Regions from separate parts of the Homo sapiens genome. Here region 1 is linked to region 2. A link is an interaction called in ENCODE POLR2A ChIA-PET data of the cell type or tissue named here. Cell type or tissue: PC-9. All regions are shown on one strand. Links, peaks and the distances in the headings refer to the core of each region. The heading gives the core; the rest is flanking DNA.

Evidence for each region. Peaks named below come from ENCODE experiments on the same cell type or tissue, not always from the same donor. Only the 100,000 strongest peaks of a DNase experiment are listed, where the experiment ranks them.
Region 1: POLR2A ChIA-PET joins it to region 2 with 6 read pairs; 5 of 35 experiments call an interaction of 5 or more read pairs at or near these places.

The regions. Positions count from the first base shown.
Region 1 is chr11:73,966,310-73,977,898 of GRCh38, forward strand. It overlaps DNAJB13 (DnaJ heat shock protein family (Hsp40) member B13), which reads left to right. Exons shown (of 8, transcript NM_153614.4): 6 at 2,036-2,149; 7 at 2,937-3,013; 8 at 3,652-3,972. The coding sequence ends at 3,805. UCP2 (uncoupling protein 2) reads right to left here. Exons shown (of 8, transcript NM_003355.3): 4 at 11,577-11,589; 5 at 10,514-10,708; 6 at 10,332-10,433; 7 at 9,182-9,362; 8 at 8,363-8,812. The coding sequence ends at 8,698. Among named protein-coding and RNA genes, the nearest start is that of UCP2, 11 kb to the right of the region's middle. RefSeq lists enhancers at 3,977-4,136, 7,980-8,069. In PC-9, for the core only: no CTCF peak of the experiment used is centred there; no DNase peak of the experiment used is centred there.
Region 2 is chr11:74,049,365-74,060,953 of GRCh38, forward strand. It overlaps C2CD3 (C2 domain containing 3 centriole elongation regulator), which reads right to left. Exons shown (of 33, transcript NM_001286577.2): 25 at 8,042-8,180; 26 at 5,243-5,307; 27 at 1-178. Among named protein-coding and RNA genes, the nearest start is that of UCP3, 46 kb to the left of the region's middle. In PC-9, for the core only: no CTCF peak of the experiment used is centred there; DNase peaks (open chromatin) are centred at 6,777 and 8,137; H3K27ac peaks cover 2,932 bases.

The sequences.
Region 1 (11,589 bases), core at 240-5,239, 87 kb before region 2:
AGGAGGAAAGGAAGGGAAAGGAGGCAATACTTTTTCCTGCCCCTGTGAGCCTTGGTCTGTAGAGAGCCCAGTCTGCAGAGTGGGTGAGATGGGATCCCTAATGTTCCTTCCAAGGAACAGAGCCTTAGCCTTACAGTGCTTCTGTGAACAGGCAGCCCAGGGACTGTCCCCATTTTACAGAGTGGGAAATGGGGGCCCAGAGAAGAAAGGGACTTGCCCAGGGCAAGAACATGGGAGCTGAAAGGAGATCCCAGTCTGAACTCCAGTGTTTTCCTGATTTTCTTCAGTGCTTCTCAGAATAAAGCCCAATTACAGGAGCTACTCAGAAACCATTTAATCATAATAATTTTATTTATTTATGTATTTATTTATTTATTTATTTTTATTTTGAGATGGAGTCTCACTGTCGCCCAGGCTGGAGTGAGGTGGCATGATTTCAGCTCATTGCAGCCTCCACCTCCTGGATTCAAGCAATTATCCTGCCCCAGCCTCCTGAGTAGCTGGGACTACAGGCATGTGCCACCACGCCCAGCTAATTTTTTTTTTTTTTTTTTTTTTTTTGAGACAGAGTCTCGCTCTGTTACCCAGGCTGGAAGGCAGTGGTGCGATCTCAGCTCACTGCAAACTCCGCCTCCCGGGTTCAAGTTATTCTGCTGCCTCAGCTTCCCCAGTAGCTGGGATTGCAGGCATGCACCACCACACCCGACTAATTTTTGTATTTTTAGTAGAGACGGGGTTTCACCATGTTGGCCAGGCTGGTCTTGAACTCCTGACCTCAGGTGATCCACCTGTCTCGGCCTCCCAAAGTGCTGGGATTACAGGCGTGAGCCACTGCGCCCAGCCACCCAGCTAATTTTTGTATTTTTATAGAGATAGGGTTTCTCCGTGTTGGCCAGACTGGCCTCGAAATCCTGACCTCAGGTGATACGCCTGCCTCGGCCTCCCAAAGTGCCTGGGATTAAAGGTGTGAGCCACCGTGCCTGGCCTATTAATAATAATTTTAAATTAAATACTATTTAAATAAAAACATAAATTTATTGTCCAAGGCGTGCTGAATCCTTAAGTCCTGAGAAGAGGCATTCAGAGCCAGGGAAGACACATTCCTTTGCCTGCACTTTTTGCCCCCTTTCTCACCTATGAAACATCTACCTCCGGTCTGGCCTGGTGGCTCACACTTATAGCCTCAGCACTTTGGGAGGCCAAGGCAGGAGAATCACTTGAGCTCAGAAGTTTGAGACCAGTCTGGGCAACATAGCGAGACCTTGTCTCTACTAAAAATAAAAAATTTAGCTGGGCATGGTAGTGTGTGCCTGTGGTCCCAGATACTCAGGAGACTGAGGCAGGAGGATCTTTTGAGCCGAGGAGGTCAAGGCTGCAGTGAAGTATGATCATGCCACTGCACTTCAGCCTGGGCAACAGAGCGAGATCCTGTCTAAAAACAAAACAAACAGACAAAATACAAATAAAACATCTACTTCGAATAAACACGCTTCAAAACCCAGCTCCAGTGTTCCCCGCTCTGGGCAGCCTCCTCTGAGCCCCAGCCTCTGGGCCTCCCTTTATCATGTCTTGAGCGTGCTGAGGATTCACTGTCAGTGTTAGGGGCCAGTCTGATTCCTCTGTCCCCAGCGCCCAGAAGAGACCTCAGCAGAGTTTTGGTGACTTAATGAAGTTTGGGACAGGGGTGTCATGCCTGGAGTTACTAGCAAGACAGAGACATACGGGCAGTTGCCTGACGCCCAGCTTAGTGTTCCACCTGCCTGCCGTCTGAGGAAGCCTCTCCGCCCCTCCAGCTGAGTGTGTCTATTTTGGGCATGCTCAGTACAGAAGTAATTCTGGGGGGATTCATTTGGGTAAGCTTCTCGGGCTTCTAATCCATCTGGGCTATGGGGGCCAAACTGAAAAGGCCCTTCCAGAAAACCTGCTCTCATCTCCCCATTGTACAGATGAAGACATGGAGACAAGTAGAGGCAGGAACTTGGCCAAGGTCACACGGCCAACTAGTCCTTGTCACCTTTTGGCGTCCCCTGCCCAGGGCCCCAACATCATCCCAGCAGACATCATTTTCATCGTAAAGGAGAAGCTACACCCTCGCTTCCGCAGGGAGAATGACAACCTCTTCTTCGTGAACCCCATCCCTCTTGGCAAGGTGAGTGGGCAAAGTGCAGGAGCAGCGGGGAGGAGATCAGAGTGAGCCCTGCCTGCCCCGGCCTAGACTTGGCCTCCCCTCCCACAACCACCTGCCATCAGTCACTAAGCCCTGTGGATTCCACCCTCTAAATCACCATCCACTTGGTCCCGTCTGCTCATCTGCACCGCCTGGATCTGTACACCAGATCTGCGCAGCAGGCCTTCCTCCCCACTTCTCATCTCCTCCAGGCTCTTCTCCTTAGGGATCCTGCCACACACTCATCAGACCCTGCCACACTCCTGTCTAAACATCTTTGTGCCACTGGAGGCCCTCTGCGATCTGCTCCCTGCTTACTCCTTCCCCTGCACTCCCGCCCCTTCGCCGCATAGCACCCTGCCTGTGTGGCGCATTGTCACACCTCCGTTCTCATTTCTGCTGGGCCCTCTCCCTGGAATGCTGTCTATTCACCTGACCCTATAGGGTCCTCATCAATAGCTACCACCACTGCTACCACTTCCTGCCCCACTCCTGAATGGTTTAGGGGCCTCTCCTTGGCTCCCACAAACGCTTTTATTCTGTCTCCATCATTACATTTATACAACATCCATCTTACCTGCCAGATCCATCCATCTTTCCTGCCAGTGCAGAAAATTGCATGGGTCATTCACCTATTAGTTATTGAACAGCCTCGTCTCCCTTGTGCCCAACTCACAGTCTGGCACTGGACAGGTTCCTAAGGTGCCTTCTAAATAGGAGAGCCATGGTGACCCTCCTCAGCCCCACCTTTGGCCCTGACCCTCCCTAGGCTCTCACCTGCTGCACTGTGGAGGTGAGGACCCTAGATGACCGTCTGCTCAACATCCCCATCAATGACATCATCCAGTGAGTCCATCTGCCTTGGGCCCCAGTAGCCAAGAGAAGGGCTAGCCTGGGATTTAGGTGGTAGTGTGACAGGTCTGCCCAGTAGAGTTGTACAGGCTGCCCCCAGCAGAAGGGTTCCCTGCTGAGGGGATAGAGAGGACCAAAACTGAACCCACACTGGCCAAGCTGTGGGCTGCAATCACCTGGCAAAAGGAACATCTTTTTCTAATCCACACAAAGCCACTGCAGAGGCTAGAGGCCCCCATTGTTGGGCAACCCTGTAGCCTCCATGCCCTGCAAACTTCTCATTAGAGTTCTGAGTTGCATATCCTAAGTCCTTTTCCAAGAAAGGCCCTCTGCCCGTGAGGAGGTTTGCCTGGCAGCCCAGCACCCTCGCCCTCACCCCAGGGTTTGCTCACCTTTACTTCCCGTTTCCCATGTCTTAAACAAAGTTTCTGGAATCCTCCATCAGAGACTCAGTGTAAACAGGTTTTCAGGGAGCTCCTTTCCCAACCAGTTCTGGCTAAGAACCACTCCAGGTGAAGACTGCAGTGACTGTCCCCTTCCTGGGGTTATGTGAGTAGGGGTTATATGACAGGGACCTGCTGAGGTGCTGCTCTGGGATGCCCTCTATGCTCCTTTCTTTCATCCTATTTCAGCCCCAAATACTTCAAGAAGGTGCCAGGGGAGGGGATGCCATTGCCGGAGGACCCCACTAAGAAAGGGGATCTCTTCATCTTCTTCGACATCCAGTTCCCCACCCGCCTCACACCCCAGAAGAAGCAGATGCTGCGCCAGGCATTGCTGACATGACTGTGGTGGGCTGGAGCAGGGGTGAGAGGAGGCTAGCCGGGCCTCACCCCACCCCTACCCGCCACAGCCTCAGGGTGTGCAGGGGAGCCTGCTGCACAGATATGATACAAGGGTGGGATGGCGCAGGGCTTAAACTGACATAATAAAGATCTATTTCCTGTCCTCCAGCTACACCCACGAGAGTACATTGGAGAGGAGCTTCATATTAGCCCTTCTTGTGGGGCACAGGGAAGAAAGAGGCCTAAGGAGCTGAGTGCCTGAGTCCCTGTCCTGGCTTTGTGGGAAAGGGCAGGTAAGGGTTCAGATCCTCTGTGCTTCCACTTTGATAGAGTGGGGCAGGGCTGTGTGGCCTCTGAGGGTCTCTAGCTCTGCTCTGGCTTTTCATGACAGAAGAGACAATCTCTGGAGCATGATATGGTCACGTTAGAGACAGGAAAACTAAAGCACAAAAGAAAACATTCATTGCAGGTCACTCAGGCCTCAGTGGCAAAGCTGTCATCAGAACCTTGAAGGTGGCTGGGTGCGGTGGCTCATGCCTGGACTTTGGGAGGCCAAGGTGGGCGGATCACTTGAGGTCAGGAGTTCGAGACCAGCATGGCCAACATAGTGAAACCTCGTCTCTACTAAATACAAAAATTAGCCAGGTGTGATGGTGGGCACCTGTAATCCCAGCTACTCCAAAGGTTGAGGCAGGAGAATTGCTTGAACCTGGGAGGCAGAGTTACAGTGAGCTGAGATTGCACCACTGCACTCCAGCCTGGGCGAAAGTGAAATTCCATCTCAAAAAAACTAGAAAGGCCGGGTGTGGTGGCTTATGCTTGTAATCCCAGCACTTTGGGAGGCCGAGGCAGGTGGATCACCTGAGGTCAGGAGTTCAAGACTAGCCTGGCCAACATGGTGAAAACCCGTTTCTACTAAAAATACAAAAATTAGCTGGGCATGGTGGCGAGGGCCTGTAATCCCAGCTACTCGGCAGGCTGAGGCAGGCGAATCACTTGAATCCAGGAGGTGGAGGTTGCAGTGAGCCGAGACTGCGCCACTGCACTCCAGCCTGGGTGACAGAGCAAGACTCTGTCTCAAACAAAAAACAAAAAAAACCCCCAAAAACCTTGAAGGTCACTTCCCACAGACTCGCCCTGCGTAGAGAAGCAGCATAAAGAACACATGTGCACTGGAAACAGCTTTGGTTCTACCTCTCTGGCCTCAATCCCCTGGTCTGTGATAGGGTCCTGGGCAGGGTGATCTGGGAGGCAGGAAACCTGAGTTCTGACCCCAGCCCTGCCACTTTCTCCTGGGACCAGTCACCACACCTGTCTTGTCAGTAAAGCAGAGCCCATAACCCCCCTCACGGGCATGTTGTGAGGACAGAGAACATTGATGTGAAAGTGCTTGGTGAACTCACTGCTTAGATTCAGGAAGGGGTAACAGCACTGCTGCCCTCAAGGCCTGGAGTTCCAGCATCCAGGTCCAACTGGGCCTGCGTAGACCACACTTGCCTCCTCATAGTCAACACGTGTGTTATGCTCCCCTTCCATGCCAGGGAGGTTCCCTTCTAGAGTCTGAGCTTGGGTGAGGATAGATCCAGGCTTACGGGGAGTAGGTAGCCAATTCCATGGAATGCCTTCAGAGGTGCCAGAAAAGGCCCCATGTTCTCCAGATTGCTTGGGACTCCACCATTCAAATCACATCAGCTTAAGGTTTTTTTTTTAAAACGGGGGTTCAGTAGCACTTTTGTCATTAAAAAAATCACCATGGGCTGGGCGCGGTGGCTCATGCCTGTAATCCCAGCACTTTGGGAGGCCGAGGCGGGTGGATCACAAGGTCAGGAGTTCAAGACCAGCCTGGGCAACATGGTGAAACTTTGTCTCTACTAAAAATACAAAAATTAGCCGGGCATGGTGGCATGCACTTGTAATCCCAGCTACTTGGCAGGCTGAGGCAGGAGAATCACTTGAACCCAGGAGGCAGAGGTTGCAGTGAGCTGAGATCTTGCCACTGCACTCCAGCCTGCACGACAGAAGAGACGCCATCTTAAAATTAAAAAAAAAATCACCATGAAGTCAGCTACCCAAAGACCTTGAGGTGAAGACTCTGGGACCAGGGCTCCAGGAAGCATTTCAGCATAGTAGTTAAAAGCATGTGGGCTTTGGAGTCAGACACACCTGTTCTGGATCCCCAGTGTGCTACTAGCCAGCTGTGTGCCTTTGGGCAAATCACTTCACCTCTCTGAACCCGTTTCTTAAAGCTTACAGCCCCTACCTTGCAGGCCTTTCATGGAAACCAGATGGTGAGGCATGAAATGCTCTGGGGCAGGACTCAGGTGGAGTGGGATGGTGAGAGCTGCCCTGTTCTGAGGGCAAGCCCTGAATTGGAGTGCAGAGGCAGGGCTGTGAAATTCTTCAACTCTAGGTCTCCTGTAGGGCAGCAGGAAAGCCTACTCCTTATCTTGAAGGAAGCCTGGGTCTTGGGCCTGAAAGTCCCTTAGGAGATTCCTATTACCTTAGTGATCTTCAGTGTTACCTTGAATTAGGCAAAGCAGGGCTTATCATCTGCCCACTTAATAGGCATTAAAGGGTTGGGAACCAAAGAGAAGTGATCTACCTGTGATCAGAATGAATGAGACCCACTGGTATGTTTTCCAGTGGTTCCTACCACTGTTCCCAGCTCATTGTCCTAAGGCCACACCCAGAACCACAGTGAAGTTGGGTAGCCTCGTGTCTATTAAGGCTGCTGAATGAACCAGCTGACTTGCTCATGCCCACCCAGCCTGTTTAGCTTTGACACACACCTACCAAACTGCCCCTACTTCTTCCCGTCCAGAGCAGAGCTAACAAACAGCCTGCCTCACAGAATTAGTGTAAGAAGGTACATAAAGTAGTGGCCAGGTCCTCTGTATATGCCACCCCCTGCAGCCTGGCTGAGCTGCCTGTCACCTTTACCCTGGTTTGCCGACTTATGGCACTCAACCCTGTCCCTCCCGAGGACTATGGGGCCTCAGCTCAATTTGTCAAAAACTAAGAAGCTGAAGAATCCTGGGCCCTCGTTCCTTCTCCAAAAACCAATCTAACACCCTGGCCCTCAACCCAAGCACTGAAGGGTCTAGCCTCCAGCTCTGACCATTGGGCTTACGAGGCGGCGAAGCAGCAGTGGCTTCAGCGGCTTGAGGCTGAGGGAAGAGGGAGGGTGGTCGTGTTCTCAGGGCCTAGCTCCACAGCTGCCAAACAGGCTTCCCCAAGGACCCCAGCACTGGTCTCTGGGGGAGTCCACAAGGGGAAGGAGGACTGGGTCCCGGTCCCAGTTCAGTAGTGGACTTTCTGGGTGTTCTTGCCTGCATCACCTGTGTCAGGCCTCAGTTTCTTCAGACACCTACAAACTGGGTCTGAGTGACATAATTCTAAGGGCCCAGCCCTACAGGAGATGCCTTGGGATTCCAGGACCTCACAGTCTCCACTCCTTGAAATTGTAGTACCCCTGCCCACCTGCCTCTGAGTGCAGGTGATAAGAACAGGGACAGAGAAGCGGAGACCCCTGTGCAGCCAAGGCCCTGGCTTCTTGCGGCCTCCTTGGATGCCTAGCTGGGGCAGGGGCAGGTGGAGGGGGGTTGTGGTGGTGAGACTCCAAATGGAAAATATCCTGGCCAGGCACAGTGGCTCATGCCTGTAATCCCAGCACTTTGGGAGGCTGAGGTAGGTGGATCACTTGAGGTCAGGAGTTTGAGACCAGCCTGGCCAACATGGCAAAACCCCGTTTCTACCAAAAACACAAAAATTAGCCAGGTATGATGGTGTATGCCTGTAATCCCAGCTACTTGGGAGGCTGAGGCAGGAGAATCGCCTGAACCTGGGAGAGGTTGCAGTGAGCCAAGATTGCACCACTGCACTCCAGCCTGGGTGACAGCAAGTGAGACTCTGTCTCAAAACAACAAAAAACACAAATGGAAAGTATCCTCAGGCAGAGACCAGATGTTTGCCCTGCAGCCTCCACCCACCCTCTGTGGAGTCAGGGCCTGCTCCACCCAGTTCAGTAACATTTCCTCTGTGGGTGTGGCTGTGGCTGTGGAGGGTGGAAGGAGGCTGACTGACTTGTTCTCACAAGGTCTGGGACTTTGGGGGAGGTGGGTCTTCCTTCCATTTGTAAAATGGAATAAAATAAAGTCAACAGCATCTAAGAGTCTCATGTTCCTCTGGAACTGCAGGAGATGCAGGGCACACAGGAGCACTCTTGTTGTGCAGATAAACAGGCCTGCGGCTGGGGTGGGGGGTTGGGATGGCAGGCACTAGAGTACCAGATTCTGAGTAAGAGCTCAAGTGGCCCGGCAAAGGAAGGGGAGGCACTGCTGTCTCTCAGGTGGCTCCTGCACTCCCCATGTTAGTACAGGGCCTGGGTCTAGAGAGAAATGGACCAGATGACCTACACGGGCTTCAGATTGGATGCTGGAGGTGGAAGGTGGATCACACCCATTTTCAAAGTCAGGTGGTTCCTCCCCTGCCCACCAGGTACCAAAAAGGCCATTGGACCAAGACCTCTGGTAAGAGCTACAAGAGAGGGAGGAGACGCCAAGGTTGAGCTTGCTTTATGGATGACAAGTGGGCTAGGCTGGGCTGTCGGGGGCAGGACGAAGATTCTGGCTGAACTTTCCAAGGGACGGGACGCTTGGGATCCTGGCTGGTACGAGGCCTCCCACACTGTCAAATGTCAACTCCACCAGCACTGAGACAATGAGTAGATGAGAATGTAGAAAGAGGGAAGGTGGTAGGTAAAGGAGCGGAAGGAAGAGGTGGGGAAAGAGGGAAGGAGAGAAGGGAAGGAGGGAAGAGAAAGAAGGAAGAAAAGGAAAGCATGGCCCGGCTAGAGACAAAGCCAGAGGTGATCAGGTCAGCAGCAGGAGAGGCTCAGAAGGGAGCCTCTCGGGAAGTGCAGGCAGCCATGAGGGCTCGTTTCAGCTGCTCATAGGTGACGAACATCACCACGTTCCAGGAACCCAAGCGGAGAAAGGAGGGCATGAACCTAGAGGAGAAAAATCACAGGTCATGGGGGCACCTCCACCTCCCACTTCCCTCACTGGGCCTGGTATTCAATCCAACCCAGTTGCTCTGTCCCAAAGGAGGCTGGGAGGACTCAATGAACTGAGCTCACAGCTGCTTGGCTATAAGCATGAATTCCCTTTGAGTCTCCATTTAACACCTAATAAACAGTGATGGTAGCAATTCTGGGAGGAAGGAATTAAGGGGATAGGTGAATGCTGGTGAAATGCCAGGACCAGGATCAGAAATAGTCACACTTGGCTGCTACTCACTTCCAGGTGGTTCTCTCCCACCCACAATAGACATGCATAGCCAAGAGGCCTGAACTGGGTGGGGAGGACCAGAGGCTCACCCTTTGTAGAAGGCTCGGGGCCCCTCCTTCTGGAGCATGGTAAGGGCACAGTGGCCAGCGCTACTGTACTGGCCCAGGGCAGAGTTCATGTATCTCGTCTTGACCACGTCTACAGGGGAGGCGATGACAGTGGTGCAGAAGCCTGCCCCAAAGGCAGAAGTGAAGTGGCAAGGGAGGTCATCTGCCAAGGAGGAGCAGGCAAGGCAGTCAAGATCTTCACCCATCATTCCAGAAGGCAGGAGAATTACTTAAGTAGCTACGAGTTTTCATGATTTTAAAGAGACAGAGAGGCTGGGCACAATGTCTCATGCCTGTAATCCAGGACTTCTTTTGGAGGCCGAGGTGGGTGGATCACTTGAGCCCAGGAGTTCAAGACCAGACTGGGTAACATGGCAAAAACCCTGTCTCTACAAAATACAAAAATTAGCCAGGCACAGTGTGCATGCCTGTAGTCAGCCCCAGCTACTCAGGAGGCTGAGGTGGGAGGATTGCTTGAGTCAGGGAGGTCGAGGCTGCAATGAGCCATTAATCACCCCACTGCACTCCAGCCTGGGCAACCGAGCAAGACCCTGTCTCAAAAAACAAACAAGAGGATGGGGCGCAGAGGCTCACACCTGTAATCCCAGCACATTGGGAGGCCAAGGTGGGCAGATCACTTGAGGCCAGGAGTTCGAGACCAGCCTGGCTAACATGGTGAAACTCCATCTCTACTAAAAATACAAAAATTAGCCAGTGTGCTGGTGCACACCTGTCATCCCAGCTACTCGGGAGGCTGAGGCACAAGAATCGCTTGAACCCAGGAGGAGAAGGTTGCAGTGAGCTGAGATTACACGGGTAACAGAGTGAGACTCTATCTCAAAAAAAACAAAAAACAAACAAACAAAAAAACAAAAACAGACAGGGACTCCAGCTGAGACATCTTCTGAGGACCTGAAAGAGTCATTTTGCCAATCTAGCCTCAGTTCCTCAATGTGCAAAGTGGGAGCTTCATCCCAATTGGCTTCAATATGGCAAGTAAGAGATATCTTACTCTCCCTGCAAAGGGCAAATAGGATGAAAAGATGTGGTCTTCTGGTGTCAGCTAGACCCCCGCACCTGCTCCTGGCATGGGGGAAGGGTGAGACCCAGCACCGTCTACCTCATGACTCACCTGTCATGAGGTTGGCTTTCAGGAGGGCATCCTTGATGAGGTCATAGGTCACCAGCTCAGCACAGTTGACAATGGCATTACGAGCAACATTGGGAGAGGTCCCTGTAGGAGGAGGAAGATCCTGGGTGAGACCAGAGTATCGGGGAGGAGGAAAAGGGGAAGGGAAAACAACTGGTACACACCTTTCCAGAGGCCCCGGAACCCTTCCTCTCGGGCAATGGTCTTGTAGGCATTGACGGTGCTTTGGTATCTCCGACCACCTCCAGCCCGGGCCTGAGCTTGGAATCGGACCTTTACCACATCCGTGGGCTGGGCCACAGCCACAGCCAGGGCACCTGTGGTGCTGCCTGCTAGGAGGCGGCTCCCAATGCTGGCATCTGTGGGCGAGCCATGGGGTCAGTGGCCAGCGGGCTTGCACTCATTTTCTACCTCATCTCTCCTCACCAAAACCACCCTGTCACTGTCATCTCCTGCTTTTGGGAATAGAATCCAGAAGCTTTTGGCCTTCTACAAGCTCTTGCTGTAAGAACTCCTCACATCAAACAAAATATCCCTATGAATATCTACTTCTTGCTAGGGACATAGCAAGGGCTAAGACCAAAATGAAACTTGGTGCTTTCTTTCATAAAACATTTTCATTTACCTGCTCAACAGCCCTGAGAAATCACAATCATTTCCATCTGACAAATGTGAAAACCAAGGCTCAGAGAGAAGTGGCTTTCTGAGGACTGGGATTCCTAAGACTTGGGATCTCAGGTCAGCTTTACTTCTTCCTGCCATGTGATCTGGGAAAGACAACCTTTTGTCTGGGGCTCTGTTTCGTCATGTGTAAAATGGAGGGTTGGCATGGCATACTAAGGAGGTGAAAGGGAAGAACGCTGGCCTTAGAGACGAGTGTCCTGGCTCTCTACTGTGTGTTTTCTGGCTCTCTACTGTGTGCCCCTGGCCAAGTCCCCACTCTACCCACTGCCTTCCCACCTCAGTCTCTTCTTCTATAACACTGGGATGATACTACCTACTCCCAAGGTGGTGTTGAAGACTGTGATGGGATGACGCCCTGCTCAGAGCCTGGTATAGCCCAGGTGCTTAGGAACTATGTGGAGGACCAGGGCCCCTTCCAGTTCTCTGTTCCCCTGATCTTCCTAGGGATCGTGGGGCCTAAAAAACTATATGGCTGAATGAACTAAGATCAATCATCACTGAGAAAAAAGGGCCAAGGGGCCTACACCCTTGCTCCATACTCACGCTCAGAGCCCTT
Region 2 (11,589 bases), core at 3,971-8,970:
CTTGCTTGCCTTTCTTCTTTGAAGTGTATCAAACTCTCCAAAGGGGAGACAGCAACTTTTATCTGCCCCTGGCACTCTCCACTGAAGTCTGTGATGTTGTACCAGCCACAGACAAACTGGAAGCCAGAGAGAAGTGGGGAGAGGTCCACCGAGGCAAAGCCAATCACCCTCTCCTCATCTGTAGAGGAAAGAGAAGAGCTGGGCAATGTGGCTAGGCATGTCCTGCCACTGAGATTAGAGGGTGCACACAGAGAAGCTGATTCAGGGGATGGAGGAATTTAGTGATCCCAAAGCCATCAGAGAAGACAGATAATGAAGTTGAGAGGGACTGGCAACCAAAGCCTGCCTTCCCTGTTAGGAATTCCCTTTCTGTATGGTGGGAAAAAGCTGACAGGCTTGCACTTCATTCTCTCTCTCTCTCTCTCATTTTGAAAGAGATGGGGTCTCACTCTGATGTCTAGGTTGCAGTGCAGTAGCATGATCATAGTTCACTGCGGCCTCGAACTCGCAAACTCAAGCAATCCTCCCTCTTCAGTCTCCCAAGTAGCTAGGACTATAGGCACACACCACCATGCCCAGCTAATTTTTAATTTTTTTGTTGAGATGGGGTCTTACTATGTTGCCTAGGTGGTCTTGAACCCCCAGCCTCAAGTGATCCTCCTGCATTGGCCTCCCAAAGTGTTGGGATTACACATGTAAGCCACCCCACCTAGCTGGTCCTCTTGATATAGGCAATTAGAAAATAACACTAAATTTAAGAACTTATTTTTCCTAGGCTATCATGTCTCAGTGATTTTTCTCAGGGCAGTATGTCTTGCAATTATGGAATTATGAGAGATTTGCATTTTCCTATTTATACTTCTCTATATTTTCCAAATTTTCTACATATGCATTATATTTAATTAAGAACAAAGTGATGCAAATTAAAAAGGAAAAACAACTCCCTGGAGAACAGTTTAGGGTGCAAAATGAGTCTGGGCTCAGGCTCTTCTCTACATGGTAAGGGGGCTGCCTTTAATGACTGAGAAGATTCTCTTTTTATTGGACAAGCTACCATGCAATGACCTTCATTCTCATATTCTTTGCTACTTATTCCTCATTTCTGACATGACGTAGCTGGGGACACACAGGTCTCTGTCACTCCATGAATTTCTATTTTATATAGGCTCCATTCTGTATAGTGAAATCAAAGGCTGGATCTACCAAACACTGATACAACTGTAGGTCTATAAATTGCTTAATAAATCAAGGAATGCATATTTTCCAGAGGAGTAATCGTGAAGTTCCCACAGTTCCTTGGGCACATTCCTGGTGACACTAAATTCATCACATACTGCATAACATTTGTTTGGACAGCTTGCTGTCCTTTAGACTGGAACCTAGCTAAACGGTGAGAAAAGGTATTACACTATGTTCCCTACACTCTCCATACCTGGCATAACATCTTCCTGCATGAAAAACTTGATAAATATTCACTGAAAGCACAAGTAAACTGGCCAACCTAGAGTGGGACAAAGGAGCAGTGTGCCACAATAGCAAATCTAGGTATGGCTTTGACTGGAAAACATATTCCTCTAACTCCCTGAGCCTCAGTCACACACATATAATGAGAAGTACTGAACCAGATTCAAGATCCCCTTTGGTTGAGCAGGTGGCTCATGCGTGTAACCCCAGCACTTTGGGAGGTTGAGGAGGGAGGATTGCTTAAGGCCAAGAGTTCGAGACCAGTCTGTGCAACATAACATGACCCCATCTCTAAAAAAAACAAAACAAAACAAAAAATTTGTGGGGTATAGTGGTGCATGTCTGTAGTCCCAGCTACTTGGAAGGCTGAGGTGGGAGGACTGCTTGAGCTCAGGAGTTCACAGCTGCAGTGAGCATAATCCTACCACTGCACTCCGGCCTGGGAAACAAAGTGAGATCTTGTCTCAAAAAAGAAAAAAAAAAAAAGATCCCCTTCAACTTGGAAAGTTTTTGATTCTATAAACACTTGAAGCTGTATTCCCCAGAGTGGGGGTCAAGTAATTCTTACCCACTGGGGATGAAGTATGATGGAGGTTTCTGCCTAAAATGAAGGTAGTACGTCCTAAACATACTTGAGGAGTGCTTTGGCTAAGCAGATCACAGAGAAAAGGAATGGCTTGGAAGAGTTAAATTTAACATTGGATTAACAGGACAACCCACCATTCTCCCTTTGCAGTTAATATTCTAGTCAACAAGAACTTCCCTCAACTCTTTCTTGACTTGAAACTTTGTATTTGTTTTCCCCTCTGACTACAGTAAAAATCCTGCCCCTTCATTCCTCAGTTCAGGTGTGCTCCAGGAAGCCTTCTCTGACATCCTAAGTCTGGGTTAGACGTCTCCTATCAGAGTACCCTGTATTTGTCTAATCATACTATACTGTACTTTTTATGTCCCACACTGACTGTAAGCTCTGTGAGGACAGGGACCATGCCTGTTTTATTTTACCTTTGTATCCCTAGTACTTAGCATGGTGCCTGGCACAGAATAGAAACTTAAATAAAACATCTGCTGAACACAGCTTGGTTGGATTTGAGTACTTGCTATACTAGATGTGTTGAGTTTGTGTGGAAAAGATAGAATTAACCCATTTATGCTAGAGTCTGCAAATTTTTTTGTAAAAAATCAGACCTTGGTCATGACCTTGAGCAGTAGGATATAAATAACTCCCACAAGCTTAGCGTTCCAATAATGGAACACCAGGCATAAGTGGGCTAAGGGGAGAGAGACATCTACATACACTAAGTAGTGGTCAGTGTGGTCTAGGCATTTTCCTCACTTTCATTTATGACCAGATCTTAGCAAGACCCTCTTGAAGTCCTGGAAGGTAGGGAATGTATTTTATTCTCTACACTCCAATAGTCCTAGCATAGTACCTGACACATAGTAGACATAATAATAAAAATAGCTCCATTTATTAAGCAATAATTATGTGCCAAGTACTTTACATATATTATCTCTAATCCTCACAAATTCTGCAAGGCCAGTACTATTATTCTAATTTTATAAATAAGAAAGATAACAGGAAAGAGGTGAAGTGATTTAATTCGGGCCACATAGTTATTATAGTAAACAGCAGAGCCAAGATTTGAACTCAGGTCTGCATAAGACCAAAGTTTATTCTCTTTTTCCTGCTAAAATAAGTGCTGACTTGTGAACCCTGGTCTGCTTCAGAATCTCTGTGGTACTTTAGAGAGAAGAGAGAAAAAGCCTAGAAAGGAGGGTGGAGCCCAGCTAAATACAGCAAGAATTCCTTGTGTTGATTCAGAGAAAAGCGAGTTATGATCAGCTCTTGCTGTATTTATGAGGTTGGGTAGCAGTGGAGGAACTAAGTGAATCCAAAGCAGCAACATAGAACTCATCATCAAAACAAGGGACTCACAGCAGCACTCACCAACAGGAGCACAGGCAGAGAGAAAGGTCAGTCAATTCCCTTTACACTCTGATTTCTCTCAGGTCTTTACTAGGGTTTGAGGTTAGCTCCAAATATCACCACTGGCAAACAAAAAACTGTGACTCTGTAGGCTGTGTAGGTGACTTAAAACAAATGAAGATTTGGAAATCAGGGCCTAGCTGGAATCTTAAAGAAGCTAGACTTAGAGGAGAGATTTAGTGAGATAAAATTTTCTAAGCTGTGAGATGGTTAGAAGTCCTCATCACCTCAATTTTCCAAGTTTTCCAATCTTACTAGCATGGTGAAGAACAAACAGTGAAGGCTGTACAGCCAGTAAGAACTGGGTTCAAATACTGGCTCCACCAATTAATAGATATATGACCTTAGTCAAGCCACTAAATTTCCTTGGGCTTCAGCTTTTACAGCTATAAAATTAGACTAATTTTATTTTTACCGTCAAGAATTAGAGATGTTTGTAAAGTTCTTAGCACATTATTGCTCGGTAATAAAAACAAGAAAAACTGATACGGTATTTACTAAGTGTCAGGCCCTTACTTAATTCTCCAAAAACCCTATGAAGTAGGTACTATTATTAGCCTCAATTTTATAGATATGTAAATATGCACAGATAAGTCATTTACCCAAGGTCACACTGCTAAAGTAAGGGGCAGAATTGGCATTTGAACCCAAAGAATCTGGCTTCAGAGTCAAGCCTCTTAATGTTGCTGTGTTATGCCTCTTAATAAAACTGGGTCCAAAGACCATAATATCAGCACATCCCTCTTGGGAAGGTTCTTAAAATAAGAAAAAATATGTGGTTAGACTTTCTTCTTGTGTACTACCTGATAATGCAAGGGTCTTGGTTAATAAGCCAGAGTCAACAGAAGGCTTAATATCATCATACAAACGTGGGGGGAAGCCACTTGTATGTGGCAGGCTGTACGTTATGATGGTTGACAGATACAACAGGAAAGACTGAAATGTACTTGGATTTCTGCACTAAGCAGGTAGTCAAAATTATATAATTTTTAAGTACTTGAATTCTGTAGGAGAATAGGCCAGGTATGGTGGCTCATGCCTGTAGTGTCAGCACTTTGGGAGGCTGAGGCAGGAGATTGCGGCAGGAGATTGCTTGAGCCCAGGAGTTAGAGATAGAGGAGTTAGAGCCTGGCAACATAGTGAGACCTTGTCTGTACAAAAAAATAATTAGCAGCCAGGCGCGGTGGCTCACGCCTGTAATCCCAGCACTTTGGGAGGCCGAGGCGGGTGGATCACGAGGTCAGGAGATCGAGACCACCCTGGCTAACACGCTGAAACCCTCTCTCTACTAAAAATATAAAAAATTAGCCGGGCGTGGTGGCAGGCGCCTGTAGTCCCAGCTCCTTGGGGGGCTGAGGCAGGAGAATGGCGTGAACCTGGGAGGCGGAGCTTGCAGTGAGCCAAGATCGTGCCACTGCCCTCCAGCCTGGGCAACACAGCAAGATTCTGTCTCAAAAAAAAAAAAAAAAAAAAATTAGCTAGGCATAGTGGTATGTGCTTGCGGTCCCCGCTACTCAGGAGACTGAGATGATCATGCCACTGTACTCCAGCTTAGGTGACAGAGCAAGATCTTGTTCAAAAAAAAAAATTTTTTTTTTCTTACAGGAGAATAATGTGGCCTTCTGGGGGATTACCCTCTACCACATATCTGCATTCCCAGCACTGTCGGGAATGCTTCACTTGGTTTGGAAAAAAAAAAAAAAAAAAAAAAAAAGGAATGGTAGATTGTTAACAGGATGTGAGCTTATTTTTACAAGCAAGCAGATATTCTTTTAACAGAGTTCATACCTCCTTTATGCCAAACTTTGAAGACCAGGGTTTGTTGTGGGTCCAGAAGCAGCTCTTTTGATAGCCTATTAAGAAAAACAACCACTGTAAACTAAATGTATAGGAACTTTCTGTAGTATAAAACTTAGATTTGAAGAATATCTTGTAATTTGCAAAGCACTTTCCCAACACTATTTCATCTTCTTAGCCATCTTCTGGCATATATTTTTATCTTCACAGTTAAAATGAGGGGATGGAAGCTCAGAGAGGTGAAGTAACTTGCCAAGACTTGAAAACAGGCTCCCCTGACACAACATTTCCTCCCCACCACTCCCAAAGTTTCCCTAAGACAGAGGAGGAAGTATGGAAAAGAAGTTCCTCAACATGCATTTAAGAGTTTTACTGGAATGGGTAATGATTCCGCTTATGCCTTAGAATGAGAGAATGGAGAGAAGGGAAGAGGAAGAGAAAAAGAACATTTACTGAGTGCCTACCTTGGGCCAGGCATGGCACCACGTGTTTCATATACATTTCATCTGCACAAAAGCCTATAACATGGACATTATTATCCTTATTTTACAGATGATAAGGTTGGACTCAGAGAAGTAAAATGGTTTGCTTGAGGTCACTTAAGAGTCAGTAAGTAGTAGGGCTAGGATTTAAACCCTGGCTTGCCTGACCTCAATGCTACACCATGCAGAGGCAAGGCAACAAAATAAGAAAATGCCTAACTTTCACACCAGATAAAGAAGCTGAAGTGGAATCCACTGAACACCTCCAATACATTTATATATTACATAAATTACAGTTTTAAGTGACAAAGTGTTGGAAAGTTCCAAACCAGGTGCCAGTGCTCCAGGTAAGCAAGATGGAGATCTAGAGAAAACCAAGAGGCTTGATTTCATTCCCCAAACACCCCTGGGGAAGTGAATAGAGCCTACTTCCTGACCAATGAGCGGCACGGTGCTAAAGTGAAACAAATATTGGTCAGAGATTCTAATTCTAGCTGGGAATTAAAAGATTCACCTCTGAATGCTAGCTCTGCTATTATCACCTGAGTGACTCTGGCCATGCACTTAGCTTCTTCCAGGCCTGGTTCTCTTACCTGTTAAATGGGATAATACTATTGACCTGCAAGTTGCTATGAAGATCAAAAGAAACAATTTTGTGATAAAGGAATTATAAACAGTGCCATTATTCATTTTTCTTCCAATCCTGCCTCTGTTGCCAACAGACTATGTAGCCTCCCTGGGCCACAGTCTCCTCAAGTGTAAAGTGAAGAGATGAAATCAGGATATTGCTAATGTCCCTTCATCACGTTTGTGAAGTTTTGTAATTCTGTTAGGTTTTTAGGTTGTGAATGAACAAGTCACCTCCACTTAGAAGCTCAGTCCTCTGGTTTCCTGCCTTTTGGGGAGGATCTGATATTTTATATGAAGTACTCTGGCCACTATGGCCAGAATTTCTATAATTTCCAGTAGCTCACTATAGATAGCACTGAGTTTTCACTGCAGTTCTAGCTCCTGACTCATCCCAGCCTCTCAAATTACAAATCACTGAACCTGTGACCAACTGCTGAGACTCAATAAGTACACAAACACTGTGAGAAAACAGAAGACCAGACACCATGGGTATGGCTAGTGTTGGTGGACAAGAATTAAACTTTATAAAAGGTGATACAGTATAAATTCTAACAATGATTTTGTTACTATTATCATAACATTGCATCACATTTAATAAAGTTTAATTCATGGCTTCCTATGCCAGCCCCCTCACATTTAATTAGCCCTCTTTGTCCTAATAAAATCTGAGTGGCACCACACAGTGGCTGACAGAACTTTACCTCCTATTTTTTGAGCCTCCCAAGGGAGACCTAACATTTGTTGTATACCTGCTATATGTACCATGAGGCCCTAAATGTCATCTAATTTGGACCTAACAATGACCTTATAAAAATGATCCCCACTTTACAGATGAAGAATCTGTGGCTCAGAGATGTTATGTAACTTGATCACACAGTCAGTAAATTACAGAGATGGAGTTGGAGACCAAGTGTCTCTGGTTCAAATGCCCAGGGTCTTTCCACTACACCAGAAGTCTTTTCCAAGGATGAAAATCCACAGCCTTTTCTGATATTAGTTCTTTTTGTTTGGAATATCTTTCCGACTCTTATTCATCTGGATAACTTATATACATTCTTCAATATTTAGCTGAGGTGTCTTATTTATGAAGCCTTCCCTGAACTTCTAGGTTGTCCTAAATAATCTTTTTTTCTGAGCTCTACCAGCATCCCCTTCTTATTTCTCTTTATTGTAATTTTTTTTTTTTTTTTTGAGACATGGTCTTGCTATATTGCCCAGGCAAGTCTCGAACTCCTGGGCTCAAGTGATGCTCCCACCTGGGCTCCACCATCCTCCAATGCCACCCCTCCCCTCCCCCAGTAGCTGGGATTACAGGCATGTGTCACCAAACCCAGCTTGATGGTAATTTGTTATTGATATTTTTTCCCAGGTAAGACCATGAACTCCTCAATTGCATGGAGTATCTTAATAATCTTTAATTCCAAGTGCCTAAAACAGAGAGGTCCTCTCACTGAACAATTTTTGAGCATACTGAGAAGAGTTAAAAACACTAAAACAAAACCTTTAAACCACTGCTTCCTGTGAATTCATAAACACTAGGATTAAATAATTGCTTGGATAAGAAAAGCATTTTCCAGGTCTGCTCAAAAATTGTGTTGGTTATAGTCCTTGCTCTGACTTTGTGTCTTGGAACAAAAAGCAGATTCTGGAAGGCTGACGAATAACGGATAACACAAACCTTGACTGCTGTTGAAAATTCCAGATGGGGGAATCTGTGTTTTCAACCACTTGGGTGTATACAGGAGATGACTCATCGGCTGTTGCAAAGGATACACAACAACTGGGTATCGATACTTTCCGCTCTGTCAAGGGGCTCCCTGAAATAGAATAAAGTGCAGTGACTGTACTTTAGGGTACACAAGAAGCCTCAGATTATACAGGCACAAGCAGGACTATTCCTGGCCCTCTTCTTCCTATGGGGTCTTTGCTCAAGCTATCCCCCTGTGTCTGAAATGTTTTCAGGCTGGGTGTAGTGGCTCAAGCCTGTAATCCCAGCACGTTGGGAGACCAAGGTAGGAGGACAACTTGAGCGCAGAAATTCAAGACCAGCCTGGGCAATACAGTGAGATCCCATGTATAAAAAAAAAATTAGCCAAGCATGGTGGCACATGCCTGTAGTCCCAGCTACTCAGGAGGTGGGAGGATCTCTTGAGTCTGGGAGGCAGAGGCTGCAGTGAGCTGAGATTGCACCACTACACTCCAGACTGGGGTACAGAGTGAGACCGTGTCAATCAATCAATCAATCAATTGATGACATGTTTTCAGTGACCTTTCTGCTATTACCCTGTCTTTTTAAGGCTCAGTTCATAAATATTCTCCAAAAAGAAGTGACTTCTCTCATGTTCTGTACTTTGTGGGAAGATGGAAAATACTGTGTTGAGAGGCAAAAGACAGGACAGAACTACAAAGAGTCCTGAACCTAAGAGTCAGATGACCAAATATTGGCTCTGCCACATACATGCAATGTGATTTTGGGCAAGAAGTATCTAGGCCACAGCTTCTTCAACTGTAAAATTGGGCATATTATACTTACACTTCCAAAGATATTGTAAGGATTAAGATAAATACTAAGAGTAAGTAACACTTACATATCACTTACTGTGATATGTAAGGCACTGTTCTATGTACTTTATATATATTAACTCATTTAATCCTTACAACAACCCTATAAGATAGCTATTTCTATCCTATTGATTATTTCTATCATGTAGATTTCTATCATTATTTCTATCATTGTTATTTCTATCATTATTATTTCTATCATATAGATTTCTAAAAACTGGGTACTGAGAAATTAAATTAGTTGGTCACATATTTATTAAATGGTAGAACTGAGAGTCCAATTCAAGCATTCTGGCTCCAGAGTCCATGTTCTAAACTGTCTCCTATATTGCCTCTACTATGGGGTTAACAAATGTAAAATACTGGGTGCTGGTGAGAATACCTAATGTTAATTTTTACAAGATCAGGTTTCCAATGTGGGAGACTTGGTCAAGTTATTCTGTCTTAAGACAGTGTAAAATGAAGATGGCTGATGATACTAGATAGTCTAACTGAGCTGTCCAGGAAGATAACCCACTAGCCACATGTGGCCATTCACCTTTAAATTAATTAAAACTAAAGATAAAAAATTTACTTCCTTGGTTGCACTAGCCATATTTCAAGTGCTCGATAGCCACATGGGGCTAGTGGCTACCATACTGGACACTGAACCCACAGAACATTTCCATCATAACAGAAAGTTCTTTTGGATAGCACTGAATAATAGACACTTTACAAAATATAGACTATATATTTCACGAGATCACTTTCAGCTCTAAAATGCTATGAATGTCAGGATTACAGATGAAGGAAAAGAGATGAGCAGAGCAGAAAAGAATAGAAGAAGTATGTCCTAAACATAATCGACATGCTCCAGGGAACAGATTCTGTATGTGTATTCTAACTGGTTTGTATTCTTTATAACTGTCTAGCTCAAGAATTCTCTCCTGCCTAACATGGTGAAACCCCGTCTCTACTAAACAATACAAAAAATTAGCCAGGCGTGGTGGTGGCTGCCTGTAGTCCCAGCTACTTGGGAGGCTGAGGCAGGAGAATGGCGTGAACCTGGGAGGCGGAGCTTGCAGTGAGCCGAGATTGCACCACTGCACTCCAGCCTGGGTGACAGAGCGAGACTCTGTCTCAAAAAAAAAAAAAAAAAAAAAAAAAGAAAGATTTCTCCAAATCCATACTCCCACTTCTCCTGATAGGTGAAGTTCATCTTTGAGGCTCCACCCTTTTCTCTATCTCGCTGCTCCTTTCAGTAAGTACTCCTCCAGGGGCCTCAGTCTGTCCCTCTGGACAGAAAGCATTCTGATGAACAAATTCACACTCAGGAACCACAGATTTTATTCCTGTCCACATGCAGTTTAACATTTAACAAGTAGTCTTGAAAGAGGTTCCAAGATGGCCGAATAGGAACAGCTCCAGTCTGCAGCTCCCAGCGTGAGCAACGCAGAAGACGGTTGATTTCTGTATTTCCAACTGAGGTACCGGGTTCATCTCACCGGGGCTTATCAGACAGTGGGTGCAGCCCATGGAACAGGGCAGGGCATTGCCTCACCCAGGAAGCACAAGGGGTTGGGGAATTCCCTTTCCTGGCAAAGGGAAGCCATGATGGATGGTACCTGGAAAATCAGGATACTCCCACCCTAATACTGCACTTTTCCAACGGCCTTAGCAAACGGCACACCAGGAGACTGTATCCCGCGCCTGGCTTGGAGGGTCCCACGCCCATGTAGCCTCGCTCACTGCTAACACAGCAGTCTGAGATCGAACTGCAAGGTGGCAGTGAGGCTGGGGGAAGGATGTCCACCATTGCTGAGGCTTGAGTAGGTAAACAAAGCATCTGGGAAGCTCGAACTGGGTGGAGCCCATCGCAGCTCAAGGAGGCTTGCCTGCCTCTGTAGACTCCACCTCTGGGGGCAGGGCATAGCTGAATAAAAGGCAACAGAAACTTCTGCAGACTTAAACGTCCCTGTCTGACAGCTTTGAAGAGAGTAGTGGTTCTCCCAGCACGGAGTTTGAGATCTGAGAACGGACAGACTGCCTCCTCAAGTGGGTCCCTGACCCCTGAGTAGCCTAACTGGGAGACACCTCCCAGTAGGGGCTGACTGACACCCATACAGCTGGGTTCCCCTTTGAGACGAAGCTTCTGGAGGAAGGATCAGGCAGCAACATCTGCTGTTCTGCAATATTTGCTGTTCTGCAGCCTCCGCTGGTGATACCCAGGCAAACAGGGTCTGGAGTGGACCTCCAGCAAATTTCTAACAGACCTGCAGCTGAGGGTCCTGAAAGTTAGAAGGAAAACTAACAAACAGAAAGGACATCCACACCAAAACCCCATGTGGACGTCACCATCATCAAAGACCAAAGGTAGATAAAACCACAAAGATGGGGAGAAACCAGAGCAGAAAAGCTGAAAATTCTAAAAATCAGAGCGCCTCTCCTCCTCCAAAGGAACACAGCTCTTCGCCAGCAACGGAACAAAGTTGGACGGAGAATGACTTTGACGAGTTGAGAGAAGAAGGCTTCAGACCATCAGTAATAACAAACTTTTCCAAGCTAAAGGAGGATGTTCGAACCCATTGCAAAGAAGCTAAAAACCTTGAAAAAAGATTAGACGACTGACTAACTAGAATAAACAGTGTGGAGAAGTCCTTGAATGACCTGATGGAGCTGAAAACC